Regions from separate parts of the Mus musculus genome. Here region 1 is linked to region 2. Evidence: chromatin loops called from intact Hi-C (ENCODE). Cell type or tissue: left cerebral cortex. All regions are shown on one strand. Links, peaks and the distances in the headings refer to the core of each region. The heading gives the core; the rest is flanking DNA. Region 1 holds the start of Il6ra (interleukin 6 receptor, alpha). Region 2 overlaps Il6ra (interleukin 6 receptor, alpha).

Region 1 (9,855 bases), core at 1-8,000, 49 kb after region 2:
AGAGAGTTCCAAGCCAGCCAGGGCTACGTGGTGAGACTTTGTCTCCAAAAAGAGAGAGTTCTTTCAATGAAGCAGGATTTGATCCCCAGCACCCACAAGACAGCTCACAACCATCTGTAACTCCAGTTCCAGAGGCTCCAATGCCCCCTCAGAGCACCATGCATACAGGTGGAACAGGTGTCTGGAAGACACCGCATAGCTCTCTAGCCCCTCACCCGACACACTTCCCCTCCGCTATGGGAAAGCCCCATGAGCAGACATGCACAGCCACACCAGCCACAGCTAGCCACTGCGCACTGCAAGTGACAGGCGTGATGAAGGACAGAGATTTGTCCTGGTTTTTGTTTGTTTGTTTGTGTTTTTTTTTGAGGGTTCCCCTACTCCCCACCCCCACCCCAACCCTGTCTCTGTAGCTTAGGCTAACCTAGAGCTTGCAATCCCCCTGCATCAAGTTCCCATATGAGTTACACCATCAAGCACATCTAGAAATCACCCTTTTTTCCTCTTTCTTGAACTTGCTGTGGAGACCAGGCTGACCACAAACTCACAGAGATTCTGGCACTAAGGGCATGTGCCACCATACACAGCTTTTGTTTTAATTACATTTATTTGTTTGTTTGTTTATGTGCATGCACTAGCCACAGTACATATGTAGAGGCCAGAGAAACAGAAACCCTTGGGAGTAACACCTCCCCCCCCCCCCGCACCCCCCCCCCCCGCCGGGTCCCTAGCTCATCAGCCCTGTCGGCAGCAAATGCCTTTTTTTATCTGCTGAGCCATCTCATGTGCCCATTTTACTTTTTCTATTAATTTAAGGTTTAATAGCTTAAACTCACTTACTGGCTCATCTGAGATAGCTTTAGCCCTGGATTCAAGCTGATGACTGAGTGGTGGCACTCAGGCCTGCAGGGGCAGATGGAAAGCTTGCTGAAGGAGACATCTGTTTGAAGCCAGAAGCTCTGAAGTTACTTTGTTTACATAACCCAGCTATGGCCACACTTGCGCCTGCACAGTTTGATGCCAGTCAGATGGGGTAGAGAACAGGCAGGCTCCTGTTGCTTTAGGGTCCCAGTCAGAAGGGTTCCTCTGTCTAGCTGACTGCTGAGACAATCTGTCCCTGGAGAGTTGGTACCCAGTGTCAGGTCAGAGAGACTGAACTGGCTCTGTCTCAGGATTTGCTTTTGGCCACATTCAGGATCCTTTATAGGGTGGAGTGTGCATGACGGATCCCACTTGGTCCCCAAGGGCTTTACAGGGAATACATAAATATGTGTTGCAACGAATAAACAAGGGGAGGGGCAGAGCCAAGGCGGGGAGAGGCTTCTGGTCACAGGGAACCTGGCAGGGGAAGAAGGTCTTTTACTCATCCTGACCATTAGGCAAATGTCCTCAAGCCAGTGCCCAGGGGCCACAAGGAACAATTTGTTTTTTTTCAAAGTGTAGACCTCACTCTCTGCTCTTCTGATACATGTTTAATGAGTGGCCAGGGGTCAAGAATTGTCATTTTTGGTTGGGTACCGTGGCCTTTGATCCCAGCACTCAGGAGGCAAAGACCTCTAAGTTCAAGGCCAACCTGGTCTACAGAGTGAGTTCCAGGGCAGCCAGGGCTACACAAAGAAACACCTGTCTCAAAATATCAAAAAAAAAAAAAAAACAAACAAACAAAAAACCCACAAACCCTAATGTTTTAAAAATTGTGATTTTTTTTTTACAAAGATCTATCCTTCCTAGCCGAAATTTGATGCTAGATAAAAAATATATCCTTCAGAAAAATACTGATTCAGGGTGAGGCTAGGAATACAGGTAGGTTTTGTAGACCGAAAGAGGTTGTCCCAGAGGGAATTCAGAAGTCAGGAGGAGATTTAGATACATAGGCATCGGTGCTGCTGCGTGTTTTCTTGCCTTACAGAAGGAAAGGGGGACTGAAGCCACCCATGCCCAGCCTGTCCTCAGTCAGCAGCGCCTAGAAAGTTTGACCTGGCAGAAGCCTCAGTCCCAGCTGGTCCTGGGCCCCAGGTGGAAGAAGACACAGGAGTCCTAGCAGGCCCTGGAGGGGCAGACTATGAAAATCCCACCTGTTGGTGCTGGAGTGATGGCTCAGCAGTTAAGAACACTGGCTGTTCTTCCAGAGGACCCAGGTTCAATCCCTGCACCACATGGCAGCTCACAACTGTAACTCCAGTTCCATAGGATTTGGAACCCTCACACAGACATGAATACATGAAGGCAAAAACCCACTAAGGATGATGGATGGAGGAGAGTGTGTGTGTGTGTGTGTGTGTGTGTGTGTGTGCGTGTGCTGAGCTATCTCGCCTGCCCATATATATATGTTTATGTATATCTTCCACCCATGGGTTCCCCCCCAGAGAGCCATCTCCATCTGGCCTCACTTCTCTAAAGCCAAACATCTCAGTCATTTGCTCCACACTTCCTGTTTGGTGCTTGTTTCTTGATTGTCACTCTCCAGTTTGTAGCTGTGCAAGTGTGGGTGTGGGAGATGGGCTGGGGACTTCTCTGCCTCTTCCTTCTAAACTGGCAGGGCTTTCACTTCCTCCCCAGACTCCCAGTTCTGCCTTCTAAAGGCTGTTTGGGTCAGAAGACACCCCCACCCTTGGGTGTCCTTTCTGAACCACAGGAAAACAGAACTCGCTGTCTCCGAAGTGCCTTGCAGCTCCTTAGGAACAAAGGGAAGTGGTGGTGGGGGCGCTGGGGTATGTTGAGTAGTAACTGAGACAGGCAGAGAGGCCCAGTCCTGCTCTCCCAAGATGGAAGAGAGGACCTCAGTCCTGCCTGGCACCATGAACAGCTAAGCGGGGATCTTCTCTTTCATCAGTGTCTTCTCCCCCAGAATCCCACCAGATGATAGTGGTGCTCAGCCTACCCCAGACGCCCTCAGCTGTACCCACAGGAGAACACTGAGACACGGAGGGGCCTGATGCTTCCCATTGCATCTCTCTGAACCTCAGGCTCCTCCCAAAGCTTTATGTCAATCCTGTAGAGGATTAAAAACGTGTAAAATACAGGGTGGGTTAATACCTGAAATCCCAGCACTCAAGAGATAGAGGCAGAAGAGGCACAAGTTTGAGGCCAGCCTGGGTTATGGGAGAGCCTGTCTAATATATATATATATTTTCTTTATATATATATATATAAAGAAAATATAGGTAGGGGTAACAAACCAAGCTTGAGGAATTCTACCTTCCAGGCAGAAAGAAAGCCTGGAAGCCACTGTCCCCACGACCAGCACAGGATAAATCTCCCCCATGTCCTTTGGCTCTTTCTATGTTGTTGAATAAGCCCTCAGCCCCTAAAATAACCTGTAGAGAAGCAGTCTCCCAGTTCCTCCAGAAGAGACCAGGCAGGCTGCTGGGCCTGAAGCCAGAGCCCACAGAGAGGCCTAGACCTACAAGGCAGAGTGCAAGGAAGGTAAACACAGTGCCCCTACCCTACCCTCCGCCTGGTCCACCTGCTAATCAGGGAGGGCTGGGGCAGGGGGCGGAGGCACAGTTCCAAGAGGTCCCACATCCTTTGCTGTCAAACTCACAGGATTGGGATGGATGTGGGTGTTGGCATTCTGCATGCTAGGGCTAGTTGGCTAAAGGAGTAAGTTTGTGAGGCGGGAACACCCATGACTCAGAGCCCATGATGTCAGACCCTTCACCGTCGGGTCACTGTCATTACACACGACATGGAATGTAGTAGAACTAAGGAAAGCCACGCGAGGTGCCACAACTAAAGCAGAGAGAGCCAGTGGCATAAAGGACTCTCCAGAAGGGACTACTACTGTTCCACTAGGGCGCGCCCTCTGGGTATCTCTTTTTGGAGCGACCCGGGATGCAGTTGAGTAAGACTGGGAACACTGGGAACCAGACACCAGAGTCAGGTTTCAGGAAAACACACTGTCCTGTACTCAGACTTGAGGTAACTGGCCAGACACAGACAGGAGCACGCAGTTATAGGCGCTAGACGCAACAGGGGGCGCGCGAACCTCCACCGCGTCAGCACAGGTGAGTCAGCCCAGGCTAGCAGCCGGTACCGGCGGGGCTCACTCTGCGAACGGAACCAGACAGTGTCACATTCCCCACGCCCGCTCCGGGTTCCTCTTACCCAGCGCGCGGCAGCTCCCGAGGACCAGCGCGACCGCGGGCGCGGCCAGCAGGGCGACCAACAGCGTGCAGCCGACGGTCAGCATGCTTCCTTCTACGCGGGACGGCGGGCGGCAGAGCGGCTCCGCAGCCGGGGCCGGGCGGCCGGCAGACTGGGGCAGCGAGAGCAGTCGCCCTCGGCCTCGGGCTCCACACTCAGCTCGCACTGCGAGCGCTCGCCCCGGCGTGGCTCAGATCGGTGTGGGCGCGACTTCCCACATGCACGTGACACACAGCAGCCGGCCGTCCTGGCAACAGTGAAACATTTGAGGAACCGGTGCTGAAGCTCCTCTTGGCAGCCCCGGCTCGCGGTTACGAAAGCCCAGTAGGATGGCGCAATCGGCCAGCGCTCCGGGCCACCGGAGGGGGTTACTTCCTGCAGCCGCGCCACACCTGAGCCCCCAGGGACCCCCACCAGGGCCCCTCCCCAGGTTTTGACGCTGAGATAAGGAGAAATATCCCCCTCCTTCCTTCCATCCGCGCCTCCGCTTGAGTTTTGCTTTCATGAGCGCCAGCCAGTGGCTCTGGCTGTTAAAGTAGAAGGCAGGTCAGTGTCCTGGGTGCTTACGGGAATCAAACAGGGAATCCGAAAAGACACCGATGTCTGCTTCGAGCCCAGAGATTGTGATTTAATTGGTCTGAAGGAAAACTTAGGCGTCCATAACCTGAGAAAAAGATTTCCTCTCATCTTCCAGTGGAGGAGCAGCTCTTTGAAGGCTACTGCAGAGGCAACGAAACCAGTGTGCGCTTTTGAGTCTGGCCCAGAGACACATGTGTTACCCTCCTCAAGATTGCTATCCCGATCCGGAAGTCTCAGTTTTCTCACCTATTAGAGATGTATTTTTAAGCCCATGATAAAGATTCCTGGAAACACTGTCGATGTACCTGGAGCCTAACTGCTCAACAAGGAGTAGGGCTTTGATTACCCATCATGACTTGACTGGACACAAAGGAACCGGCGTTTGCTATTTACCAGACTCCACCAAGGTTCCCTTCCAAGCTACAGAGCTTGAAGCTACAGGGCAGCTTCCCATGCAAATGCAGAGGGAAAGAAACACACTGAAAAGAAAATTTAGGGCTGGTGAGATGGCTCAGCGGTTAAACGCACTGACTGACTTCCGGAGATCATGAGTTCAAATCCCAGCAACATGGTAGCTCACAACCATCTGTAATGAGAAACAAATAAAACCTATGGGCCTGAGCGAGCCGGGCCGGAGCAAGAGGGAGAAGGGAAGGGATAAGAAAAAAAAAAGAAAGAAAAGAAAATGTAGATGGGGAGCCCTGGACCTACACCAGTATGTTTTAATGTATTCTTCCATTTCAGGGTTCAGCTGATTAGAGTCCATGGGGCAACTGGAATGTGTGTGTGCTGGCTGAACCCCTAAATAAGACATGACCTTATTTAAGCAACATGCTGGCCTCAGACCTAGGCATCCACCGCTCTCTGTGGATGTCAGAACCAAACCTGTACCCAGGACAATGGGATTGGTTTTGATGGCACTTCCTCAGCCACGCTATAAGTCGGAGAGAAAGGCATGGTTGTTCTCTCTCCCTGTGGTGGGGCAGGCATTTGGGAAGCAGAAGCAGGTGAATAGCTGTGAGTCTAAGGCCCTGTCTAAAAAAAATACATATTTTTTTCTCCTGCTATTTAAAATGGGATTAAATAGCAAGAGGATGTGGTAGTACACACCTGTAATCCCAAAACTCTGGAGGCTGAGGCAGGAAGATCCAGAGTTCGAGGCAAGCATAGTGGAACTTGCCCTATCTTAAAAATATAATTAATTTCCAACAGACTCTCATTGTGCTGCCTCCTTCCTTTCTGTGGTAAACAGAGACCTGAAAATAATTGCAGAGAGACAAGTTGCTGGCCTGAAACAGGAAGGCTACAGAAGGCTGCCAGCTCAGATAGAAGGAATGTTGAAGGCAAGAGCAGACATCTCAGACACGACCCGGCAACCCTGGCCAAGTGGCTTCCCCCCATCCACCCCGTTTTGATCCTGGAGTGTGGGGGGGGGGGTGTTCCATAGTCAGATGAGTTTAGTTCCCATCCCAGGTCTACTGCTTGATAGCTGTAGGATTTGGGCAAGTTATAGTTAATTTCTCTGTGTTGTTTAGATATTTCTCAACCCTAATTTTAATGATGGTTTTTAAACACTTTAACCTCCCTCCTAGAGGCAGTGGAAATGGAAAGTTATTAGGATACAGGAATTAGGTAGTTAGGATATTAGGAGGTGGATCTGTCTAGAAATTGTTCTTTGGAGCAAATCCCATCCACTTGCAAATACTTGATGAATATAGCAGCAGTCCAGGTCGGTAGTGTCAGGATAACAAACACAAATCAACAGCAGTGTTGGCACAACCTAGCAGAAACAGCCAGGCCTCGGCCGAATCTGCATGAGTTAGCAGGAGTGATTAGGCCTGGAGAAGTTCTTTGCCTTACTTCTCTTAACAAAGTGAAGATCAGCGAAGAAGACCAGGAAGCATTGCAAAGCTAGCTATGCAAGCAAGCCCTTTCCCACTGTCCATTGAGTCTTAGTTATCCGCTCTCCAAACATAACGTGTTCTCAAATGGGTCTCGCCTCAGTATGTGAGTCTGTCTTAGCAAAACTCCACTTGAGTCTGTATCAGCTGACATCACTCTGCCCGAGTCCATGGAAGCAGCAAGAAGCCACCAGAACACCACTAGAAACGTTTCCAGTATGTTTCTCTCTATGGAGTCACAACAAATGGAGCTCAACAATGAAATGTAAGGTGAACTGATCCTTGCATGTAGTTAGAGAAGAATCCTACATCATGGGTCCTTTCACGGGTCTGCTTTAGCAAAACATCCTTTTACCTTGTGTCTGCTTCAGGAAAATACTCCTTCATGTCACATGTTTGCCCCAGCAAAATACCATGCCACACAACTGACTTTCCAAAGAACTCAAGTTTCTACTTCATCTCAGAGCCTTTTTTACTGATTTGTGTGGTAAGAATTTATAATATACAAAGTATTAGTGTTGTGCTTCAAGTCCTGGTATGATGGCTCCTGCCTTTAATCCCAGCACTTGGGAGGCAGAAGCAGGCATATCTCTGTGAGTTTAAGGCCAGCCTGGTCCACAGAGTGAGTTCCAGGTCATCCAGGGCTACACAGAGAGTCCACCTTCACTTTCCCACCCTCTTTCCTGTACCAGAGCCTTGCGTGTAGGTAAGTTTCTACAATGATGTCCGTGGTTTCTAATCTGCATGCCTTGTTCAAGCTTATCCTCTGGCCAGGCCTTCCTTTCCTTTAGTCTTACACCCTACTCTGCCCTCACACTCGTCTCTGACAGGCACGGTGGTGGATGATTGTAATTCTGGCACTGAAGAGGCTAAGGGGGAAACGTGGCAAGGTTCTGGCCACGCTGGACAAGACCCTATTAAAAAAAAAAAAAGCCAAGCATAGCTGTGAACACATGTATCCTCAGTATCCAGGAAGGAAAGATAAAATTACCCCAAGTGTGGGCCCAACGTAATCCACAAGTTAAAAAAAAAAAAAAAAAAAAAAAAAAGCCAAACCTGGACTTGGCTGTCTTTTTCAGAAAACTCAATGGTCTCTTTCCTCAATTCCAAGAAAGCTGTCATCCACTGGTTAGCTTGGGTGCCAGAGTCCTGTGTTCCTCCCAAATGCCATGTGACTTTGTTTACCACCCTGCCTTCCCTGTCACCCTGAAGAACTCATCTCTGCATCTCCTGCTGAAGGGCCCAACACATACTGAAGATCTCTATCTAAGGTAAGGAAAGACATTCCTCAGGGCTCTGAGCAGTCTCTTTCCTCCTTGGAGGCTGTCTGAACTCTACACTTAGTGGAAGTTCAGTTTTCCAGCCAACATTCCAGGTTGTTACGACAACACTGTTAAGGAGGAGAGAAATCAAACCTGTGTGTATGAGCTTTGCTGACAACCCCCACCCCATGAACCTCCCACCCCAAGTCAGACTCCTGCTACCTGTCCCCAGGAGTTACCAGCCCCTCCTGGGTGCCTGCCAACTCCAGGAAAAGACCCTCCTATTGGTGTAACAGTGTATCAGATAAATCTCAACTTGGGAATGGAGACATCTGGCCTCCAGGAAGCAGAAATGAACGGCAGGTGAGGCTAAAGTACCCTGTGCAGGGAATTCAGACAAGCCCGTGTGACTGCAGCAAAGGAACACAGGACTTCACATCCAAACCAGGGCACTTCTCTTGGGACATTGTGCAAGGTTTTTTGTTTGTTTGTTTGTTTTGTTTTGTTTTGTTGTTTTTTTTTTCTTTCTCAAGAATATAGCTGCTTTTGAGTTTCTCAGTCCTGAGAGTCAGATAGGCTTAGAGAGGTGAAGTGATTTGATAAAGACTCCATAGCTGCTGTCAAGACTAGGCTGAGGTCTGGTCCAGGACTCTCACTGAGGGAGGTCTCAGTAGACACAGGACTGACTGTGGGACACCTGTCTAGCCCACCACAGCAGGCACTGAGGAGTTGCACAGGAGGGAAGAGGGAGTTATAGAACTTGGTTTAGGGAAACGCTTCTTGGGGCCCCCAGACTCAATCCCCCTTCTGCATAAGTGCAGCTACCGTTCATGTCCCCTAGAGGGAGAAACCCTTGGCTGACTCAACCAGCAAGCAAGCCCATCTTACCTTTGACCTGAAAAAATTAAACCTTTTGGAGCCCAGGCAGGCTCAGACTTGCAACCCTACTGCTGTCACCTCCCCAGGGCTGCGACTTCAGGCTGTTCACCCTCTGGCCTACCTAAAGTTAAGCTCCTTAAAGTTTGCCTATTAGAAGCCTTAAAGAATAAAGAAAAGATGTAAGATTGTTTTTAGTCTTCTCCAAAAGGGATTTTGTAGTCTTAGGCTCTGCTTCTCTTGCTTATTTGACAAGGAAACCGAGGACTTCATAAGTGAACTGTTTTCTAAAGATGAATGTGGACAACAGATGTGGAATCCCAGCTGTGGTGGTTTGTATATGCTTGGCCCAGGGAGTGGCACTATTAGGAGGTGTGGCCTTGTTGGAGTAGGTGTGTCACTGTGGGTATGGGCTTAATACTCTCACCCTAGCTGCCTAGAAGTCAGTATTCTGCTAGCCATCTTCAGATGAAGTTGTAGAACTCTCAGCTCCTTCTGCACCACACCTGCTTAGATGCTGCCATGTTCCTACCTTGATGATAATGGACTGAACCTCTGAACCTGTAAGCCAGCCCCAAATACATGTTGTCCTTATCAGAGTTGCCTTGGCCATGGTGTCTGTTCACATCAGTAAAGCCCTAAGACACCGGCTATCCTGGTTACAGGTGGGGGTGTTGTTTGAGTGAGGTTTTTGTTTTGTTGTTTGTTTGTTTGTTTTTCGACAGGTTTTCAGGTAGCTGAGGCTGGCCTTGAGTTTTTCTTGACCCTCCTGCCTCTGTTTCCCCAGTGCTGGGGTTAAAGAAACTCATCATCACACTCTACCCCACCAGTTTTTTGTTTTTTAAATAAATCTCCTTAAACCTGCCTCCAGGCCTAGTCTGCTAAGAGCACACACCATCCTCCAGGCCTGCTTCTATTCTCAGCAAGGGACACTGTATTCTCTCCTCACCTGTGTGTGGATCTGTCACAAGGGCCAGATAGCTCTGAGGGAAGTAGTGAGGTAAAGCCAGGCTGACTGGCAGATCTGTGACCACACCAGGACTCACCCACTACACTGCCATCCTCCATGCCCCCCCCCCCACACACACACC
Region 2 (10,136 bases), core at 660-8,659:
GAGTGTATGTATGTGTATGTATATATGTGAGTTTGTATATATGTGTATTAATGTGTATATATGTGGGTGAGTGTGTGAATATATGTTTATGTGTGTGTGCCTGTGTGTATATGTATGTGTCTGTGAGTATATGTATGTATGATTGTGTATGTATGTTTCTGTGTGTGTGAATGTATGTATGTGTATGAATTTTACTTATATAACTGTTGTCCTGGAACTTGCTTTTAGACCAGGCTGGCCATGAACTCAGAGTTACCCCCGTCTCTGCCTCTCCACAGTTGGGGTTAAAGTGCCTCCAGCACTCCCGGCTTTTTTTCCAATTTTTAGTGATGTGAAGAGGGGTGGTTGGTATGTGCACCTTTCTGCAGAGACCAGAGGCATCCAGTCCCTTGGAGCAAGGGCTACAAGCAGTAGTTAGCACATGGACGTGTATGTGCCCTTAACTGGTGAGCCTCTCTCCAGCCCTGGTTATTTTTATTTGTGTGGATGTGTGCAGTGTCTGCAGATGAAGGAGAGGGTTCTGGATCCCCAGATGTGGTACTGGGAGTGGAGTTGGTCCTCTTCACCACTGAGCCATCTAGCATCTGGTCTTACTGAGCATAGCTACGATTTGCCACCAGGTGCTGTAAGTACCTATCAGTTTTCTGAATTCGTGTGTAAGGAAAGAGGATGTTTACATGCAGCAATGCTCCTTCTGCCCCATCTGGGGAGTCAGAGTAATGCTTTTTTAGAATTCAGACTGAACATATTTGTAAGAGCCCAGGTTCAGGTCCTGAGTGTTGGATTCCTGCACTGTGAAGGGGCGAAGGTGTAAGGAGCCTCCTTTTTCAAATAAGGATCTCAATGCTCAGCTGATCAATGTGTCCTGGGTTAGTCACATGGGAAGCAACGGGCAGACCAGGTCTGCCTCAAATCCAGGTGTTTGCTTGTCAGTGTTGGTGTTGAGACAGGGTGGTGGTGGTGTTTATTTGGTTTTTGTTTTTTAATGTAGTCCAAGCCTCTACAAACTTAAGGTCCCCCTGCCTCTACCATCCTAGTCCTGGGATAGCCAGTGTGTGCCACCATGCCAAGCCACACCTCTACTTTCCCTTCCAGGTCATCTACTCCACCTGCAGAACCCTTCATGTCTGCAGAACAGGGTCAGTAAGGTGAGGTCCAGGGGATGCTCAGGCTTAGAGCACGGCTGCTTGGGCAGACTTCCCTTCCCAGCACGTATGTGGCTCACAGCAGTTCCACAGGAGCCACACCTCTATGGGCTCTGTGGTCATACATTCAAGCAAGCACTCATACACTAAAATCAGAATAAATACTGAGTTTTGAAAACACACCTCTACTCCCTTATATTTTGGTTGTGAGCCTAGCCTTTAGCAGCTGAGCCATCTCTCTAGCCCACACCACTCTACTCTCCAACAATGGAAATATATCAGGCCAACAGGACGTATAGGTTTGCAGTGCTGAGCAGAGTTCTCCCCCAGAGCCCTGGAGGTCTGAGCTCTCCAGGAAACCTGGACCAAAGGCTAGAGAGCATGCCCCTGCGGCAGCCAGATCCAGAGAAAGAATGGCCGGTTTAGAAAGAGAAGAAGCAGCCCCTACTTTTACCCATCAATGTGAAACTAGGCACTGGCCCTCTGTGTTCAGCCACACCTCTGGACTGCATCCCAGTGGACTTGGGGCAAAGGAAACAGACACAGGGAGGACTCTCCCTCCAGGACAAAGCTAGGCTGAGGCTGGCAGGTGGCCTCCTGGCAGCCTTTCCCCTATCCCAGGAGCCCCTCCCCCTTCTACACCCCCTGGGCCCAGATGGTTGTGAAATCCGGCAGACTGCTGAAGCTCTGAGGAGCTCTGCTCTGAGGCTGGAGGGTCAGTTCCAGTTTCTTTCCCCACACTGTGAGTCACAGTGAGCTCACCATTCACTCACAATGCTTCCTCCGTGGCTTTTCAATGACTCACTTTGCCTTCTGATACGTGTGTACAAAGGAATAGGACAACAGATTCGAAATAATTACATTTAAAGCTGCATTACTGCACTTGCAGATTAATCCAGTTGACTTGTCAAAGAGTGAACCGGTGTGGTAGAGGCAAGAAAAGGCATCCACTGAGAGCTAATTAACAGCCTGGTCTACATAACGCATTCCAGGACAGTCTGGGCTACATGATGAAACCCTCTCTCAAAAAAGTAGAAATAAGTTAGACAGAGACAGAGAGTTAACAAAGATGTGCTCATTTTGGATTATTTTAAACTGAGTTTCCACCTAAAACATCGCTTCTACAACCCTTGTCTTTTAAAAACAGAGTATCAAGCTTTAGTAGAGGGTACCGTGAGTCACCTCATACCTACCATCCCCTCCAGGACAAATGTCTTTGGGAGACTTTGACTCTAATCGCTTTGTTCCCTTGCTGGGTTTCTTTGGTTGGTCAGTTTTTTAAAATAAAGATGGGTTTACATTTGCATCCTTGGGCAGGGCCCACACTTGTTTTCTCTGTGCTGTTTCAATTTTAGTGTGTGTGATGCCCAATTGGCTGTTAAAGACTCAGTCCGGCTACGGTGCCCAAATTAGCCTTGAACTCCTGGGCTCAAATAATCTTTTTGCCTTCCAAGGAGCTGGAACCACAGGCCTGTGTTGTGCCTGGCCTTCATAGACAACTGCTCTGAGACAGTTTAACCTACTAAAAACACAGAGGGAGGCAGGGCACAGTGCGCTCACCTCTAATCCCTGCACTTGGGAGGCAGAGGCAAGTGGATCTCTGTGAGTTCAAGGCCAGCCTGGTCTACAGAGCTGGGTCTACATAATAGGAGATCCACCTCAGGAAACCAAAAAATGAAACAAAGACAAAAAGAGAGATGAGATTATAGCTTCTTAATGAAAAGTTTCCTTTCATTATAGAAACAATGCTCACGGAAAATGTTGCTACGTAATACACATAAAGGGAAAGAGAAAGCCCAGGTCCGCTTTGATTTCACAGATGTTGTTCTTAGGCCATTTTGCTGGTTGTAACTCAGGTCCGAGGCAGCTGTCCCCAAGAAGAGCTGCACAGCAGCCACCGGTCCCTGCACTGCTGCCGCAAACAGCCTGGCTGAGATAGTGCCCCACCCAACTCCCAGGACATTATCGTCCTTGGAAGAGAGGAAGAGCAGGAAATCAGGGACTCAAGGTCACTCTCAGCTTCAGAGAAAACTCAACGAGAAGGAGGAGGGGGAGGAAAAGAAAGAAAAGAAAAGAGGAGGAGAGAAAGAAAAGAGAAAGAGAGAGAGGAAGGAAGGAAGGAAGGAAGGAAGGAAGAAAGAAAGAAAGAAAGAAAGAAAGAAAGAAAGAAAGAAAGAAAGAAAGAAAGAAAGAAAGAAAGAAAGAACTTAGTTTAGGGATCTTGCTTTGGTTTTTGTTGTTGTTTTGGAAGCTCCAGAAAACCTCGTATTGTAGTTTGGTTGAGACACAGTAAAGCAGGGACTGGAGAGATGGCTCAGTAGTTAAGAGCACTGGCTGCCCTTCCAGAGGTTCTCCTGAAAGACCCACAACGTGAGGACTCCCCCATGTTCTGACTCAGGAGAGGTGACACCCCAAAATCACCCACAAGAAACGGGTCTTGCTGCAAATTGCAAGAGGATTTTTTATTCAAGAGCGCTCTCGGGCCCATGGTCATACACCACGCAGGGGTAGAGGACCGTGGCGCCCCGAGTAGCTGGGTAAGGGGGTATTTAAAGGAAGAAACCACAACTTAAGGAAGTGGGGAGGGCGTTGATGGAAGATACCAAAGATACCAGTTAAGAGTCACAAGGAAGTGTAAAGTTACAAGAGTCACAAGGAATACCTGGTAATTGTTAACTCTCAAGACAGTTTTTAAGAGCCCCCAACAATAGCACATTTGCATTGCAGGTTCTGGGTGACTTTCTTTGAATGAGCACTCTTTGAACCCAGGAAGCGGGTGGATGGAGGAATGTCGCTATTTCTTTTATGATTACCTTTACAAAGGCCACATTCCCAAGCCTGGGCCTAAAGGCCTAGAATTCTGTTTTTACGATGTTATACTTTCACTACCAGCAGCCTGAGGCAGCTCACAACCATCTTCAATGTGATCTGATGCCCACTTCTGATGTACAGACACATCTGCAGTCAAAGCACCCATATACATAACATACATCAATAGATCTTAAAAAAAAAATGGAAGAAAGAAGGAAAGAGACAGACAGACAGTGGAGCAAGGCTGGCTGTGGTAGCATACACCTTTAATCCAGCAGTTGGGAAGCAGAGACAGGTGGATCTCCCTGAATTCATGAACAGCCGCCTGGTCTACATAGTGAGATCCAGGACAGCCAGGGCTCTGACTCAACAAAAACAAGCAGGAAAGTAGAGATCCCGTCAGCTGCCAGAAGGAGGAAGTCCTGCCCTTTGAGTTTGGCTTGACGGTCAAGAACCAGTAAGAAAACCCAAAGTGTCTCAGAACTATATTTAGGCTTTAACTAGAATCCAAAAAAGAGATGAGAAAATAAAGAACCATGATTAACTTCAGGCTTCAAGTCAGAGTTCAGAGGGCATCTGGGTCCAGGCTGTTGTCCTAGGCCAGAAGATTGCATCAAGGACACTTGGCTAGAAATGGAAATAGTGATCGTTTATTTCAAGGGGAATAGGGGAGTCCTGAGAACACAAGTGGGCTAGAGTTGAGAAGGCCAGCCCATAAAACCAAGAACTTGTTTTTCTTAAAACTGGCTGGGTGTAACTCCCACAAGGGTCAGGCTGAGAGGCAAGAACTGTGAACTGCAGGCCAGCCTGGGCTACATAGCAAGACTCTGTCAAGAAAAAAATAAAACAAAAGTCTCCTAAGGGGCCCTCGGTCTCCTTTCATCTCTGGAGATCTAAAGGAACAAATCCCCCGTGAGACACACCCACAGGAAGCCAGTGGTGGAGACTCTTCCCCTTAAGTAAGACCTTCTCAGTAAGGTACTTTAAGTAACAGAGATATTTCTCAGAAATGGCTGTGATTTTATTCCAAGCGCTCCGCATGAACATTTCCGAGATTTCTGGGTTTTCCATTGACTTTAACCTTCTGTAAGAGCAGCCAGTGCTCTTAACCACTGAGCCATCTTTCCAGTCCAAGATTTTAACACATGTTATTTTATTTATTTTATTTTATTTTATTTTATTTTATTTTATTTTATTTGTCTGTGCCTGTCACATGTGTGCAGGTCCCCCCAAAGAGGCCAGCAGAGCTGGGAATGGAACTTAAGGGAAATAGTTAGAAACTTCCAGAATCAAAACTTTGTCTTCTGCTGCCTCTGTAAGATCCAACTCAGACTCTCAGGTTGGGCTCTTAAGGTTGTTTGCCCTCCTGTACTCCATGTGACAGAGCCCTGCGATCCCGGACAGAATGGGAGGCGTTTTCAAAGGTCCATTAAAGTGTATACAAACTAAGCATCAAAGTCTCACGGCAAGTCCAGAGGTGAAAGGGAAGCCCCTGGTTCAGTTTAAGGATCTAGCCGGAGCTGTGGTGGCGCACACCTTTAGTCCCAGCACTCTGGAGGCAGAGGCAGACAGATCTCTGAGTTCAAGGCCAGCTGTGATCTACAGAGCAGGTTCTAGGATAGCCAGGGCCACACAGAGAAACCGTATCTCAGAAAAACCAAAGGGGAGAAAAATTTAAGGAACCGATTTCTGTCCTTCCTCTCTGTGACCTCCCCTGGTGCTCAGACCTCTTCAAAGTCACCCCTGAAAGTGCTATGCCTTTGCCCGGGGGATCAGACTCCCAGTTGGCCGGCTGCCAGCCTCAGTTTAGCAAACCAAATGAGGACACAGGGATCCTTGCTGGAGAGAGTGGTTCAGGGTTGGAGAGCACACGGCTGCAGAAAGGGGCATCAAGGTCACCAACAGCTATGGGACCAGAGCTCATACTAAGGAAACAGCACCTGCCTTGGGGTGGAGAAGAACAGCTGTGCTTCGGGAACAGGGGTCCAAGTGAAGGGCAGTGGGTGCCACCCAACCCCAGCTTCATCTGAGTTGGGGGCCTTTGCACACTTCTTGCCACCAGCTGTGGCATGGCCTTGATAGAGACAAAACGACATGGTTCCTGCCCCTGGAACAGGGCCAGCAGGCGTGGGCCTCCACGAGAGTTGACGGCTGCTGTGGGAGTAAGGCTTGTTTGTATAATAATGAACATATTTTCATGTTCCTCCAAGGAATGTCCTCCCTGTTAACGTTAATGATTTCATGATAATCAGAGACACCGTGAGTCCAGGATAGGAAGGTGTGACTAATGTCTCAGCAAAATGCTAAACACTGGGATCTTCAGGACAAGAACTCTAAAGACATGTTCAGAAATGTATAATTTCTCAGCTATGCAAAAATATAAAATGCAGTATGAATTGTATAAGGAGCTTCACAGATGTGAAGGAGCAGAGGCGGCTGCACTGTGAGCCGGCTTGCCAGAGAGACGCAAAGACAGGCAGATACAAATGCAGGCAGATTCTTGAGTTCAAGGTCAGCCTGGGTCAGAGCAAATTTAGGTCCAAGAGTGGTGGGAGATGGTACTCTCAGGACAAGGTCCCACCCAGCTATGTTTACAGAGGCAGGCAGATCTCTGAATTCTTCTGCAATGTTAATAAAAGAGGGGGAAAAATGGACTTGCTATCCCTTTCCTGTGAGTCAAGGGGCTAAGGTCCTGGAGTGTGGATTCCCCGGGGTGGTCAAGAGGGAACCTGGAATAAATGACTGAATTGATATGTAAATAAAAAGCTAGGCTTTTGGGCTGCATGAGATGAGCTGGCAAAAAGCAATAATGGTTCTTAGAATTTTTCTCTACCAAGGAGAGCTGAGCTGTCTGAAGATCTCTGGAGAGGGAACATAGCTCTTCTAGGTTTTTTTTTTCTAACAGGATTCCTGATTTTAGTCTGGAAAGTCATGGAGAGCAAACTCAGCTTTTTAGAATTTTTTTCTAATGGGATTTCTGACCACTAAGAGTTACTTAGAGAGCCGACGTCGCTCTTTTACAATGTTTTCCAGAAGCTATTCAGAGAAGGTTGTCTGAAGAGCGCGCACGGCTCTTTGAGATTTTTTTTTTTCTTTCTGATTTTGATTGGAAAATCCAAGAATTAATTTTAGAAATTTTCAAACAGGGTTTCTGATTTGGTTAGAATATCCAAGAGGTTTTTTTTTATATATATATAGCAGCTTTTCTGACTTTGGTCAGAAAACCCACGAGCTATCCAGAGAGCTTGTAGGAAGTATGTTTACTAGCAGAGAGAATGGTCTCTCTCAGCTAGCAGAAAATTAGCTGTCTCAACCACAGAGCCAGCTTGGACCCACGATTAGACTTCAAGTTATTTGTTTGTACTGCTCCCAGACACCCCTTCTCTCAGAACCCAAACCAAGCTGAGGCTGGCCCTCAGCAGCCACCCCTACTCTTACCTGCAAAGCATCCACATGATGGGTTTCCTTCTGTTTGGGACATAGAGAAGGCTGGGTCCCAAGTTTTTCTTGCCCAAGATCTTTTTCAGTGGAGGACAGACTCAGCCATCTGATGACCAAGAAAGCTCGGGATGGCTCTCAGGATCCCATTCTCACCTCCATAGTCCAGTACACACCTAAGTAGTGGGCCTTCCTTCACTTTTCTAACATGCCTCTATCTGGTAATGCTGAACAATGCAAACGTGACAGACACATGAGCCTCTGATTTCCTTCCAGAAATCCCAGGCCTTGGTTTGGGGAGAATGTTTACTAACTAAAACCTTTTGAGAAATTGCTAGTCCCAGGTTTAGTGTGTGTGTGTGTGTGTGTGTGTGTGTGTGTGTGTGTGTCTGCCTGTCTGTCTGTCTGTGAGGGCAGTATAAGTGACATACAAGGCCTCACTAGCCTCAAACTTGGAGAAATCCTCCCGCCTCTGCCTTCCTAGTGTCGAGCCGGGTTAGAGGACTGAGCCGCTGTGCCCTCAGAGACAGTCCTATTTAATTAGTTAGTTAGCCTTCCTCATTCTTTACTCCTCGCTCATCATGGAAGGAAGGTTTTCCTTTTAATGACCAGGTTCCCAAAGCAGAAGAACATCTCACGTGCAACTTTAGAAATTATTTATTCCAAACAGTTACAAATTTCACTTTAAAGCAAACAAGAGGGCAAAAAGGCATTAAAAAAGCACTGACTTAGGTCTTAGGTATCAGCTCACAGGGGACAGAGCGTAAAAACCTTAAAAATATTGTCTCAAAGATAAAAACATGTAGCATTGAGGTATCCTGTTTTTAACGGATATGATCTCTTGCCAAAGTCTCTCTGTCCATTCCAGCTTGCTACACACTGTACCAGTCCTTTCCCTGGAAACAAGATCTCCATCTGAGCATATGTTCACAAACCTGACAGTGTTCCTTAAGGCGCATTAAGGTTGCCATAGAAACTTCCTGGAACTGGCACCCAACTACACTAGCAGCAGAGGCTGGAGAGACCTTTGGCAGACCCTCCCCAGCGCCAGCCCCAGGACCCTCCCCAGCTGGCCTGCCCCCTCCCACTTTGGCAGACCCTCCCCAGCTGGCCTGCCCCCTCCCACTTTGGCAGACCCTCCCCAGCGCCTGTCCCTCCCACTTTGGCAGACCCTCCCCAGCTGGCCTGCCCCCTCCCATTTTGGCAGACCCTCCCCAGCTGGCCTGCCCCCTCCCACTTTGGCAGACCCTCCCCAGCGCCTGCCCCTCCCACTTTGGCAGACCCTCCCCAGCTGGCCTGCCCCCTCCCACTTTGGCAGACCCTCCCCAGCTGGCCTGCCCCCTCCCACTTTGGCAGACCCTCCCCAGCTGGCCTGCCCCCTCCCACTTTGGCAGACCCTCCCCAGCTGGCCTGCCCCCTCCCACTTTGGCAGACCCTCCCCAGCTGGCCTGCCCCCTCCCACTTTGGCAGACCCTCCCCAGCGCCTGCCCCTCCCACCTCACCTCACTGTAGGCTCTTGGGATGATGCTGCCTCTACAAAGGAAAAGGTTTCTCACCACCTCTACCTGAAGCTGAGTATGGGAGTCTTTCCCAACTAGGTCAGCCATAAAGAACTACTAGGAAACTCTAGCTCGGAGCCCAGGCAACCAGGCAAACCAGGCATTCCTTAAACCGGCACACCATAACTAAGCCTGGCCCACCCTGTTGGGCTCTGCTCCACGCTGGCTCCAAGCCAATGCCGGCAGTAAAGCCCACACCGGGGTTCCCTTTCTCCCAAGACACCAAGGACACAGGAAAGATTCAGTGTGAGCTTTCAGCCAGGTGGGAAGGCAAGGCTCATGGAGAGAAAGGACTGTCGGCCAAATGTCGTGGGTGTGGCCAAGGCTTCTCCCTTGAAATAGTTTAAAGCTATTTCACTAATGCCAGAAGGACCAAACATCTAAGAACCTTAGAACTAGAACCAGTATGTGTTCCCTCTTTCTACCATGCAACAAAGATCATGTTTAAATCATCTCTGTCTAGACCAGGCATTTGGCTGCCTGGTCGCTGAATGCTGGTGTTAAGTGGTACTGTTGACAAGGCAGCCTGTGGGCTGCAGAAACTCCAGTAAGAATGACCCGAGGATGGAACACCTATTCAGCTTGCACAGAATTGAGACCAGAAGCAGCTGAGGGCATACACCTGTGTGAAGTGAACGAAACCGGACGAAACAGACTTTGTTGACTTAGCTTATAAAAAGTCAAAAGGAAAAAGCATCCTTTTGATACGGGTTGGGGGGAGGCTATCCCCTTACAACAATAGTGAAAACAACTTGGAGATCAAAGCCATTTAACTCACAGAGATAATGAGCTATCTGGATTTCAGTCTTCCGTCTGCCTGCTCTGCCTGGCTTGGGTAACAGCAGAGCCCTGTGAGGGACTGAAGAACTGTGAGTGAGCACAGTCGCCGATCCCCTGAAGATCACGATCTGTAACATTTTTAATAAATTTCCCTTTCACAGCAGTTTTGCTACCCTTGAGTCCCAAAAACTTAGCAAAGGAGGAAAGAAGGAAAAAAAAAAAAAACAAAACATGAATACTTGGCCTGATTTTCTGTCAACCTACAGAGCCTTTTCTAAGACAGCAACAGGACCTAAAATGTACAAAACCCACAAAAAAATAAAATAAAATAAAATAACTAATGCTTAGGTCAGTGGCCCCTAGAGCGGACAAGCAGAGGGCATGGGGTGACAGCTTCCGAGCT

What was found. Hi-C counts contacts between places; a loop is a spot of excess contacts. Peaks named below come from ENCODE experiments on the same cell type or tissue, not always from the same donor. Only the 100,000 strongest peaks of a DNase experiment are listed, where the experiment ranks them.
Region 1: it touches region 2 in a loop (2.4-fold over the local background); 15 of 42 quality-filtered maps call a loop at or near these places.

Annotation. Positions count from the first base shown.
Region 1 is chr3:89,908,848-89,918,702 of GRCm38, forward strand. It overlaps Il6ra (interleukin 6 receptor, alpha), which reads right to left and starts at 4,349. Exons shown (of 10, transcript NM_001310676.1): 1 at 4,108-4,349. The coding sequence starts at 4,192. In left cerebral cortex, for the core only: a CTCF peak has its summit at 3,975; DNase peaks (open chromatin) are centred at 1,049, 2,573, 3,819, 4,086 and 1 more place; H3K4me3 peaks cover 1,446 bases; H3K27ac peaks cover 1,154 bases.
Region 2 is chr3:89,859,469-89,869,604 of GRCm38, forward strand. It overlaps Il6ra (interleukin 6 receptor, alpha), which reads right to left. Exons shown (of 10, transcript NM_001310676.1): 10 at 9,856-10,136. Among named protein-coding and RNA genes, the nearest start is that of Gm46811, 7.6 kb to the right of the region's middle. In left cerebral cortex, for the core only: CTCF peaks have their summits at 702 and 4,379 (motif pointing right); DNase peaks (open chromatin) are centred at 1,848, 4,348, 6,376 and 8,338; H3K27ac peaks cover 1,736 bases.